Regions from separate parts of the Homo sapiens genome. Here region 2 is linked to region 1. The links are chromatin loops, found by intact Hi-C in ENCODE. Cell type or tissue: PC-3. All regions are shown on one strand. Each heading gives the region's core, and the rest is flanking DNA. Links, peaks and the distances in the headings are about the cores only.

Region 1 (5,384 bases), core at 122-5,121:
TGTCTAGAGATTCAAAAGATAATCTCGACTGGGTGTGGTGGCTCACGCTTGTAATCCCAGCACTTTGGGAGGCTGAGGCAGGTGGATCATGACGTCAGGAGTTCAAGACCGGCCTAGCCAAGATGGTCAAACTCCGTCTCTACTAAAACTACAAAAATTAACCAGCTACAGTGGCAGGCGCCTGTAATCCCAGCTACTTGGGAGGCTGAGGCAGGAGAATCACTTGAACCCTGGCAGCAGAGGTGGCAGTGAGCTGAGATTGCACTACTGCACTCCAGCCTGGGTGACAGAGTGAGACTCCATTCCCCCACCACCCAAAAAATAAAAAAGAAGATAATCTCATCCTGAAACACCCTCACAGACACACCCAGAATAATGTTGGACTAAATGTCTGGGAACCCTGTGGTCCAGTTAAGTTGACACATGACATTAACCATCATGATGGACATTATAGAAAAGGCAAAACTATCAACACAGTAAAATGATCAGTAATTACCAAGGGAGGAGAAGGAGGAGGAGGAAAGAATGAATAAGTGAAGCACAGGGAATGTTTAGGGCAGTAATACTATTTTGTATAATACAGTAGTGGTGGTTTTACGGTATGATGCATTTGTAAAAATCCATAAATTTTACAGCATAAAAAGTGAGTTTTAATGTACATAAATTTTTAAAAAGTATTTAGGAGGTTGAGAAATCTCAGAAAGAAATGCCGACAGACCAAAAAAATCTAAATGCATTGCTAATGTATGAAACAACCTCACTGAAGGTGGTAGGTCAAAAGGTGCTGACCTAAGTAACTTTGGAAATGAGTAGAGTACATAAGACTAAAGGTAAAAGGAACCTTATATAAGACTGTACTCTACTTCAAGGGTCCCCAGACCCCAGGCCCTGGACCAGTAATGGTCCATGGCCTGTTAGGAACCGGGGTTCACAGCAGAAGGTGAGCAGCAGGTGAGCAAGTGAAGTTTCATCTGTATTTACAGCTGCTCTCCATTGCACACATTTCCGCCTAAGCTCTGCCTCCAGTCAGATCAGCAGTGCATTAGATTCTTATAGAAACAGGAACCCTACCACGAACTGTCCATGCAAGGGTTCTAGGTTGTGCACTCTATGAGAATCTAATGCCTGATTATCTGTCACTTTCTCCCCAAGATGGGACCGTTAGTTGCAGGAAAACAAGCTCAGGCCTTCCATTAATTCCACATTATGGTGTGTTGTATAATTATTTCATTACATATTACACTGTAACAATAATAAAAATACATGTGATGCACTTGAATCATCCTGAAATGATCCCCTCTCCCCTGGTTCGTGGAAAAGTTATCTTGCATGAAACTGGTCCCAGGTGCCAAAAAGGTTGGGGACCACTGCTCTAGTTGATAAAGTTGTTTCCCAAGAAACACAGGTTAACAATTCTAATACTGCTATACATGTATATTAAAACTGAACAATTAAGTAAATGGATGGCAAATGGCAGGAACAAGATATCTCACTGTTGGAGTGGGAATGCACAGTTAAGCAAGGAAGAGAGACAACAGTGATGCCCGTGGTAACAGACTAGAGTTGGAGACATCAATATGAACACATGTTATCTTAGTATAGATATTTACATATGGAACTATTTATTGATAGGTATACTTACATAGATTAGCATGCACGCATATATGTCCTTGCTGTGTCAGCTGAGAGGACCTAAAAGAAATGACACCCAGGGTAGCAATCAGCACGCCTAGTACTCAGATCTTAGTGTAGAATACTAAGTGAAAGGTACTCTAGTGAAAGGTACTAAGACTCCTTAGAGAAATGGATGATTCCAGGACTGGCAAGAAATTATACAAGACAAGCCTGGAGCATCTTGTAGTGCCAGAAATAAGAAAATGCTCAAAAATAAGGAAGAATCATATTGATGGGAATATGTCAAAAGAGCACAGGAGTCAACCTAAAGAATTCCCAATGCCCAGAACCAGAGCAATTAGAGCAAAGAAATGAAGCAGTGTGGTGTATACCCAAAGTAGGAAATAAATATCCCTAGAATGTTTTTTCTCTCTAACACAGACTCTCTAATGCACACAAACACACACACATACACACACACACACAGTTACCTCACAGTTATCTCACCTGGACTTTGAATGGGATAATATCAAGGAAAAAGGGCAGGTCAGCACTGTGTCAGAGAGCAGAAGTGCATATCCACCCGAGTCTGGCAGCATGAAGAGATAGTCTCTGGGCCTTTCTTAGGAAATAGGAAAACGTTCTTATGCCCTGTTAAATGTTGGAAAATACACACAACAGACTAACTTTTCTTTTAAGCCAAAGGACAGGGACATGTAGTTATGTGAGATGATGGCTCCATTCCTGTCAACTGAGGCAAACAGAACTCACTGTCTTCAGCTTGGAAAAACTCATCAAGGGGTTGCATGACGTCGCCAGCATCCTGAGGTTGTTGACTTTTCTTTCTTTCTACTTATCAGTGTGGTAGAAGTGGATGCAGAGGGAGAGCAGGACAAGTGGGACTCTTTTGATTATCATTAGCGACCCTCGAGCCTTGCTGATCAGAAAGAAGACTGTCCTCAGAGATGGTTCCCACATGGCACCTGATATACAATCAAAGCCTAGTCAATATTTGTTTATCGAAAACGGAGAATAGCAAGGGGTATAAAAAATTAGTTTAAATGGTACAATTTATACTCAGGTCTGACTTTGCATATCTGGCTCATTTGAGGGACTAGGTCACCAAGATTACCACCCTCATTTGCTGAAATCCTTCAGTGGCTTCAAAAAATGCCAATTTCCCACCAAAGGAACCCAGCTCCTGATAATTGCATCCCTGCCTTCCTCAGCCTCATCTCCAAACACTCCCTAGCTGGCTCCTCCATTCCAGCCATCCCCAGCTGCTTGCTGCTGCAGGACCTGGTGGCTATGGTTTGCTTGAGGATTGTGCTACCTCAGGCCCTAGAACTTGCACACGGTGCTCCTCCTGGCTGGATCCTGCTCCCTCTTCTGCTTCCTGCCCTAATTTATTCCTAAAGACCCTGCTCAAATCCATACCCTCTAGCAGGTGCCCTGAATCTGTAGGTCCTTTTCGTTCTCCTTCACCAGACTGAGACTTCAGTGGAGAAATGAGTTTCTGAGTCACCTTGCAAGTAGGTGCTCAATGAATGCCAGCTGAATGCTGCATTTGTGAAATATAGCCTTGGAGGAGGAAAATGTGATTCTGGCAACAAGGAAAAGTCATGCATTATTTGATCAAAGGGTGGAGCTGTACATGACTTACTGGTTTTAAAAGGGAAAAATACACACACATAAACATAAGTAAAAGTTGCTAAGGCATTGAATTTCTATTTTTAAATATCATATGGAGTCAAGTATGAATTCCATCACCATCGTATTAAAGGAATTGTATCTCTTGCAGACTATGCATATCATGCAAGTTTGAATTTAATGAGTGTGTAATTGTAGCCGTCTGAGAAGGTGAGACAATGTGAATGAATCAGCAGGGCACGGGTAGTTTGGTCGTGAAATACAAGTACAGCCTTGGCAGGGCTGTGTCACATTTTTCCAGGCAGATGGTCTGTTCTCTTCTGGCTTTGCTTGGTATGACTGGTTCTGTCCTTGCTGCTCATAAACCTACATGCCCCTCTGCCCCCTGCCCCAAGACAGAGCCTGCTTTGTGTTCTACGCACCTGGTGAACACTCCATCCCAGCTCTGATCAGTCATCTCTCTCCATCTTCCCCAGTAGACTGAGCTCCATGGGGCATGGCTCAGTGCCTGGCAACATGTGCTTTTTGAATGAATGAAATGAATAAATGAGTGGAAAAAAGGGAAAGAAAAATGAATGAATTAGTTCTAGATCACCTTTTTGCAAGACTCCCTTGATATGCATCCCAAATTCTTCTTTCCACTTATGCCATTCAGGCTTTGGAATCCTGAAATTCTCCCCATAGTAACAGGCTTGGGGGTGAGGAGCACAGAGGCTGAAGGGTGCATTCTGGAATCACCCACCGGAGGTTTGACTCCCTGCTCCATCCCTTCTTGCCAGCTGGGTAATCTTGACTGAGTACCTAGACCTTCTTATACTCAGTTTTCCCATATGTCAAACTGGGATATTGATAAGACTTACCTCATGAGGCCATGGTTCCCAAGCTGTGTGCCAAGGCACCCCAAGATGCCACAACAAACTCACAAGGGCACCAATGCACATTTTAAATCTCCAGGAGGAAACATGGAGATGTCTATCAGATACTGCATGAAGCTTTGACATAATCATGATGTCTATTGCAATACTGCAACTCTTGGGTTGGTTGGACCTAACTACTGAAAACTGGTATTTCTTTTGACCTGGGGCCACAGGGAAAATTTCCTGAGATCCTAAGGGCACTGTAACCAGAGAAAAGTTGGGTCTCCAAGTCATAGGGTTGTCATGAGAATTTAGTGGGGAAGTACAGAACAAGCTTGCTACTTGTTAAGTGATCCACAGATGTTAGCTATAATCATTATTTCCCTGTCCTCTGGATAAGTTTCATCATGGAATTCTGTTTATCTAAATCACCATTTAAATTACCAGCAAACCAAAAATTAAGCAACACAATTCTGAATAATAGCTCAAATTCCTTTATTTTTCCCCAAATTACAAATTGACTGGGATGATTAAATAGTTCAAGAAAAAAAAAATCTACGTGGGACTAGGCAGAATTCCTTAGGGGTGTTCCTTCTAGGAAATGAAACCCACAGACATCACCGAAGTTCTCACTGGGCACAAACCACTAGAAGAGAGTAAACAATCCTTGAGCCTACTACACTGGAAACTCACACCAAAAATAGCCTCCCTTGAATGAAAGGTAATCTTTGGGAATATACTGTCTTAAATAGTCATTTCAACAGCTCATTGATTGTTACAATCAAATGTCAAGTACTAGTACTCTGCTTCTCAAGAACTAAATGTACTGGAAACAATTTATTCTGTTATCCTAATTTAGTTTTTTTTTAATGGATAGATATCTTGTTTATTTGTTTCCAAGGTATCCACCATTACACTTATTATTTTTTTAAAGCAAGTCAGCCATGACTTGGTTCAGGATGAATAATGTATAAATGTTATGTGTTTAAGCAGAGGTTGCCATGTCATTTTTACAAAAAGATTCCCAGGAATCACTAAGGCCAGAAAATAGCTCTTAGTTCTAAGGTCCAAACACCAAGCAAGATGTGTAGGCTTTTTTCTCCCAAAGAAATTTCAAACCAATTGCATTCTTGAGTCCATTTTTTTAATGGAAAGATTAGCCCATATATGAAGTTATCATAAAGTGCTGAATGTTGTCAAAGCCCCTGACAATCCCAGATGGAGTGGGGGAAGCTGGCCACTCACATTTGCGGTGTGCTGGTG
Region 2 (5,384 bases), core at 125-5,124, 55 kb before region 1:
GTGGCTCCCTGTACTTTTCTTCGCAGCACTGATTGCTCTGTTATTTGTATGACTTTTTACTAATGTCTGTTTCCCCTAGCCCGTGTGTTCCATGACGGCAGGGACTAGGTGGGTCTTGCCTGGCACCTGATAGAAATTTAGAAAGTATCAGTTGAAGGAGTGAGTCTGCCAGCAACAGACAGTCTAGGTGTAGCTGAGCTAGAGTCACCCAGGAGCACAACCCTTGAAAGGCGTCAGGTCGCAGTATGAAAATGCCTGTAGGGTTCGGCTGCCTGGAAAAGTCCCTGATCTAGCCCTGGAGATGGGCTTCAGGGGCTCCAGCTGTGGCTATGGGTGGGGAGGGGGTGCTCCCCAGCTAGCCCTCCCTCGTTCGCCCTGGGGCTGGCATTTCTTGGCATGCTCCCCACCTCCCACCTGCAACTGAAACCCCCAGTGTGGGGCTGCAGCCACTGGCATGTGACTGTGTTCTGCCTGAGGATAAATGTTGGGAAAAAAAATAGAGGGAAATGACAGCAACCTCCCTGCAAGGAAAGTGGAGAAACAAAAGGCCAGGAATGCTTTTCCAGAACAAGGCATCAGGGTTTAGTGAGACAGAGCCGGACTCCATCTCCATGGAAAAACAGTTAGCCTCTGCCTTACCAGCATGTGGGCACTCTCTACAGGTTTTTGCCCAAGCTCTGGCAGGCTCCCAGATGGTCTTCGAGGTGCATGTTCAGGGCAGCTTTGTGCGGATGTCCTAAAGACGTTGCACTCAGGGGCTGTCTTCAGTGTCACATGGCCCTGAGGCATATGAAAACACTGTGCAGGAGAGGAGCCTACTTTAGGGGGTAGAGCAAACTGGCTAGCTCTGTCTTCTATCAGCAATGCAACCTGGAGAGGCCTTTCTTGAGACAGCTGTTTGGCCACCTGAGTCAAGCCTGCCTTCCCCCTGGGATCCCATGATTCTCAGTGAAGTCTAGTCCAAGCCCTGGTCCAAGCTCTGATATGTTGTCTGTGCCCTTCCTCCTCCAGACAGTGGTCCATGTCATAAGGTTCCCCTTTACTGACTACGTGCTGTGCACCTGCCATGCAACCTTCTGTTCCTCATCATCTTAGCTGACCTCCACAAACACCTGTAAGGCAGATGATGTAATTATCTCCATTCTACAGACTCAGGGGCCGAGGCTCAGACAGGCGAAGCCACATTCCTGAGGCCACACAGTTGGTAAGAGATGGATCCAGCTGGACGATCCCAACAGCTGGGCCTTTACACCTTTGATTTATGGCCTCTTGGGATGGCGGCTTGTGTGGTTGCTTCACTGCATAACCTCAAATTCCCACAAGTTTCGTATGTTCATTTAGAGAGGAGGAAATTGAAGTTCGGAGCAAGTAAGTGGCATATCTGAGACTGCACAACATTACCTGGGAGAGACAAGATTTGACCCCCGAAGGTTCAAGAGCCTCATTCTTTTCCATATGACCATTGCAGCATCCAAACCTTCACTCCTCGCTGGGGCGAGCAGACCCCATCCTCCAGGCTTGGGTAGAGGAGAATCTCCATTGTGACTGTGCTCTTCACGGGCTGTGTCTATTCCTGATTTTAGACTTTCCAAACAGTTGTCCAACCAAAGCTTCAAGCTAAAGACCTCAGTGCCTCCACATCAGGATGGATTGAAAGCTATGGACTCTGGTGTAACAGGAGCAGGGTCAAAAGCACAGTCTTTGCCTCATTGCACCAGAACTGCTGACAATCACAGAGCACTGGAAAGATCCTTCCTAACTGGCTCCCCAGCAATTCTACAACAATTTGTTTGTTGCCCTTAAATGAGCCAATCATCCTCACAAACCAGGCTTCACATGGTCCCCAGCTAAAGAGCTCATAGTCATGTTCATGGCTGCTGACTACAGGCTGGTCTATTTCTAAAGCAGCTTGATTTCTAAACCACTCTGAATTAAATAAGACAAGTTTTAAAGAGGTCACTGTGGAATGTTCCATTATTAAAACGATAATATAAATTCTCTAAGAAACCCACTTGTGTGCCAAATTTACATCACATTATCAAAGATGTGCTTTGGATGAACATTGTTCTTGGGGTAGATTTCAGAGAAGAAAGAAAGTGACCAAAGGAAGCAACATCTACCCCGGCCTTTTTTTAGCTCCTAGGAAGTAAAAGTAAAAAAGCAACTTCAGCTATCAAATCCCTCTAATCACAGAGGGTCAGGTGGGGAGGTAAGGAGATATAAACAAAGTGAAAGAGCTGGTAGGGGAAGGGTGGACCTCAGCCCGATGAGCACCCCCAGGCACTGCAGCAGATGCATGTCTTTAAAAGGCCCCAGGGAAGTTAGATCACAAAAGCTCTGTGTGTAAGTGAAGCTGATTCATTATTCCTGTGTTTGGACAACTAGACCAGTACAATGCTGACCCCACCCACTGGACAGACACCATATCTATCCAACACTCACACAGCAGCCCTAGCAGGTGGGAAGTGCTGTCTCTGATTTTCACAGAAGGGCTTTAAGCAGTCTGATAGTTTGCATTATTGTTCTCAAATATTTACCTACTTTGCCCCCATCCAGCTCCTTGGGAGGAGTATATTTCCTCTCCACATTGATGTTGGGCTTGGCCGTGGGACATGCTTTGGCCAAGGGAAAGTGGGCAGATGTGAAATGAGCCTTCAATGCTTGAGCAGTCTGCTTGGCTCTTATGCACTGAGACCTGCCATTAGAAGAGCTTCCCCTGAGTGGCCACTGCCCTGAAGCCTGAACCTTAGAATAAAACACGCGTCGCAGACCTGAGTCTGATCAAAGCCCAGAGCCATGCCCAGCTGAACCACAGCGTGAAGCAGGGCTGCCCACTGAGTCCCAGGCTATCAGCTAAGCTGCACTCAACATGTAGATTCATGAGCATGAGGGAAATGATACTTGTAACAAACCACAGAAGTTTAACATGTTATCTCACACAGCAGTAGCAGTTATTACAGAAAGGTTGTATAATTAACCAAAGTCAAGGAGAAGTCTGATTCTGAGCATTCAGATTTGCCTAGCTCCAAATCCCATGCTCTTTTAATTTTCCCATGTAGAACAAACAGGCTGGAGGTTACAAGTTTGGGGAACAGTCATCTCTACCATGCAGCTGGGTACTGAAGTGTACAGGTAGTCTAAGGCAAAAGAGAAACATTGTACAGGAGATTATGCAGTAGAAGGGTTTGTTGATGAATCTCCCTAGATTTAGGTTTCCAGAGGATGTTCCACATGAACTTTTTGGCTCCTTCTGCCCAGTTAAATAATCACACCTATGCTAATTGATGTGTTTTATTCGTGAACCTAAAACATGTTGATAGGCAGTTATCTTTGTATTTAAACTTGGCTGAAATTTCTGTTTTCAACATTGTAGATAAAATCCACATGCCTCAGTGTAAAAATAGTAATATTTTACAGAAATAAGAAAATTACAAAAGGTGGTTCTCACATAAAAACTATCCATTCTCCTACTAGGAGTCCTGTTTGACCCATACCCTTTTCATCTCACCATGTGGAGAAAATGGTGTGGAGGAGGAATTTAGGACAAATAGAAGGACTGCTGAGAACTAGAGCACTTATTAAGCTGAGGTTCAGGGTTAATTTGCTTGTATCTACATTTCCATCCATTTACTGTGAACTTCTCTTTCTTATGCTCATGACGTACATTAAGGAAATATTTATGGTATTTCCATGGTAGAAAAACAGATGTCTCTTGATCTCTATTTTGATTTTTAAAATTCCATGGGACAATAAATGTTATGTGTACATATTTTTAGACATCTCATGAATTTCTACAAAGAGGTTTTCCCATCTGAAAAAGAAATTTAAAATTACTCCTGTGTTCCACAATCTCTAGATTTCTGTCATTAATTTGCAGTTCTTTGGGGGGTCTGGAGTGGAGTTGGAGTATTTATTAGTTATTCAAACATGACAGGCACTATGCTAAGTACTTTGTATACACACCCATGAGTCATGATAACAGCCCATAAGGTCTGTTGTATAACCTGGATTTGCAGATGAGGCTCAGAGAAGTTGAGTTACTTTTTCAAAAATATCACCGATAAGAGGCAGAGCTCAGGATTGAACCCAATTATGTCTGGCTCCAAATTCCATGCATTTTCCACAACTGCAGACTGCCTCCTCCCATGCTATTTCCTCCTCATCAAGTCCAGGTGTCAGCAGAAATATTTCTAAGCCTCCAACAAGAAGAAGGGCCTTGTTTTCTGGGTTGGGGACAGGTTTATAAGGATAAGAAGGACCTCAGCACTTGGGTCCACTCTCCATCACTCATTCTGGACTTTATCCAGCTTGTCTCTGTCCTCTCTGTTTTTAAATTAGGGCTCTTTTACTATTTATTAACTTATCTAGTGGAGGGGTGTGTGAGACACTAACTCAATTTGCCTTTTAGTTAGAAATCAAACTAAACCTTTGGTTTTGGAGAGGGAAAGCAGATGGGTAAAGAAGTTAAGCAACAGCTCCTGGAGGTTGGAGGATTGATCTGTTCCTTCCAGGCTTGCTTTCGTTAAAAGAGTTACTCATAATTCAGCTGCATTATCACAGAGATGTGTTTTACAAATTAACCTTAACTGCTTTGACTTAGAGGAGGGAATCTGATTTTCTTAGAACACATTTTTCCCAACAGGGTCCCAGTGTCAATGGCAGCTATGCTGAGTCATCAATGACTTGGTAAAGAATAACAATCAAACCTAAAAATTAACATATGGGAAATTAACATTTTCTCTAACAACTTCAGGCACCACTTTTTGTTATTCATGTAATTATAATTTACAGTTGCTCAAGCCAAAAACCTGGGAATTATCCTTGGTTATTCTTTTCTCTCTATCCTTGATGTTGTCACAGGATCCTTAAGGTGTTGCTTTGCCAGCCAGAAACCTCTGTGGCTGGCGGCACCTTCTGCCTGAGTATTGCTCATGCCCACTGGGCTTGTTACTGCCCACTCAGCCTGGCAGGCTGCACTTGGCCCAAGCTACTGGCCCAGATTCCACACCTGCCTAGGGCAAGCCAGGCACAGAGTGGCAAAGGGTGTGTGAGCAAACATGGGGTCCAGCCACTGCACACAGCCAGGCACACTGGCTGCTGTGACAGGGTGCATAGTGACAGCACAGGTGTCAGCTCCATGTGAGGCTGCAGCTGGACCGGATATACTGTATGTGGCTTCTGCTGTGAGCAGCTGCATCTAGACAAGGGGAACATGGTGGTGCCTGGAAGCTTGGAGATGCCAGGAACTGCAGAGCCCCAAAGAGGGTGTCACAGCCCTGGCATGGGGAGCCCCTAGGTCTGGGATCCCCGAAGGGTTCTAGCTCTCCTCTCATCACCTGCTCAATGTGGCAAGCAGGGCGGGGGGGTGTTTCAGCCCTGTTTGT

Evidence for each region. Peaks named below come from ENCODE experiments on the same cell type or tissue, not always from the same donor. Only the 100,000 strongest peaks of a DNase experiment are listed, where the experiment ranks them.
Region 2: it touches region 1 in a loop (9-fold over the local background); 6 of 110 quality-filtered maps call a loop at or near these places.

Annotation. Positions count from the first base shown.
Region 1 is chr2:237,250,017-237,255,400 of GRCh38, forward strand. All of the region lies in intron 4 of LOC105373953 (a long non-coding RNA gene), which reads left to right. Among named protein-coding and RNA genes, the nearest start is that of COL6A3, 160 kb to the right of the region's middle. In PC-3, for the core only: no CTCF peak of the experiment used is centred there; a DNase peak (open chromatin) is centred at 3,205; H3K27ac peaks cover 2,560 bases.
Region 2 is chr2:237,194,701-237,200,084 of GRCh38, forward strand. No RefSeq gene overlaps it. Among named protein-coding and RNA genes, the nearest start is that of COPS8, 110 kb to the left of the region's middle. In PC-3, for the core only: no CTCF peak of the experiment used is centred there; a DNase peak (open chromatin) is centred at 2,371; H3K27ac peaks cover 1,374 bases.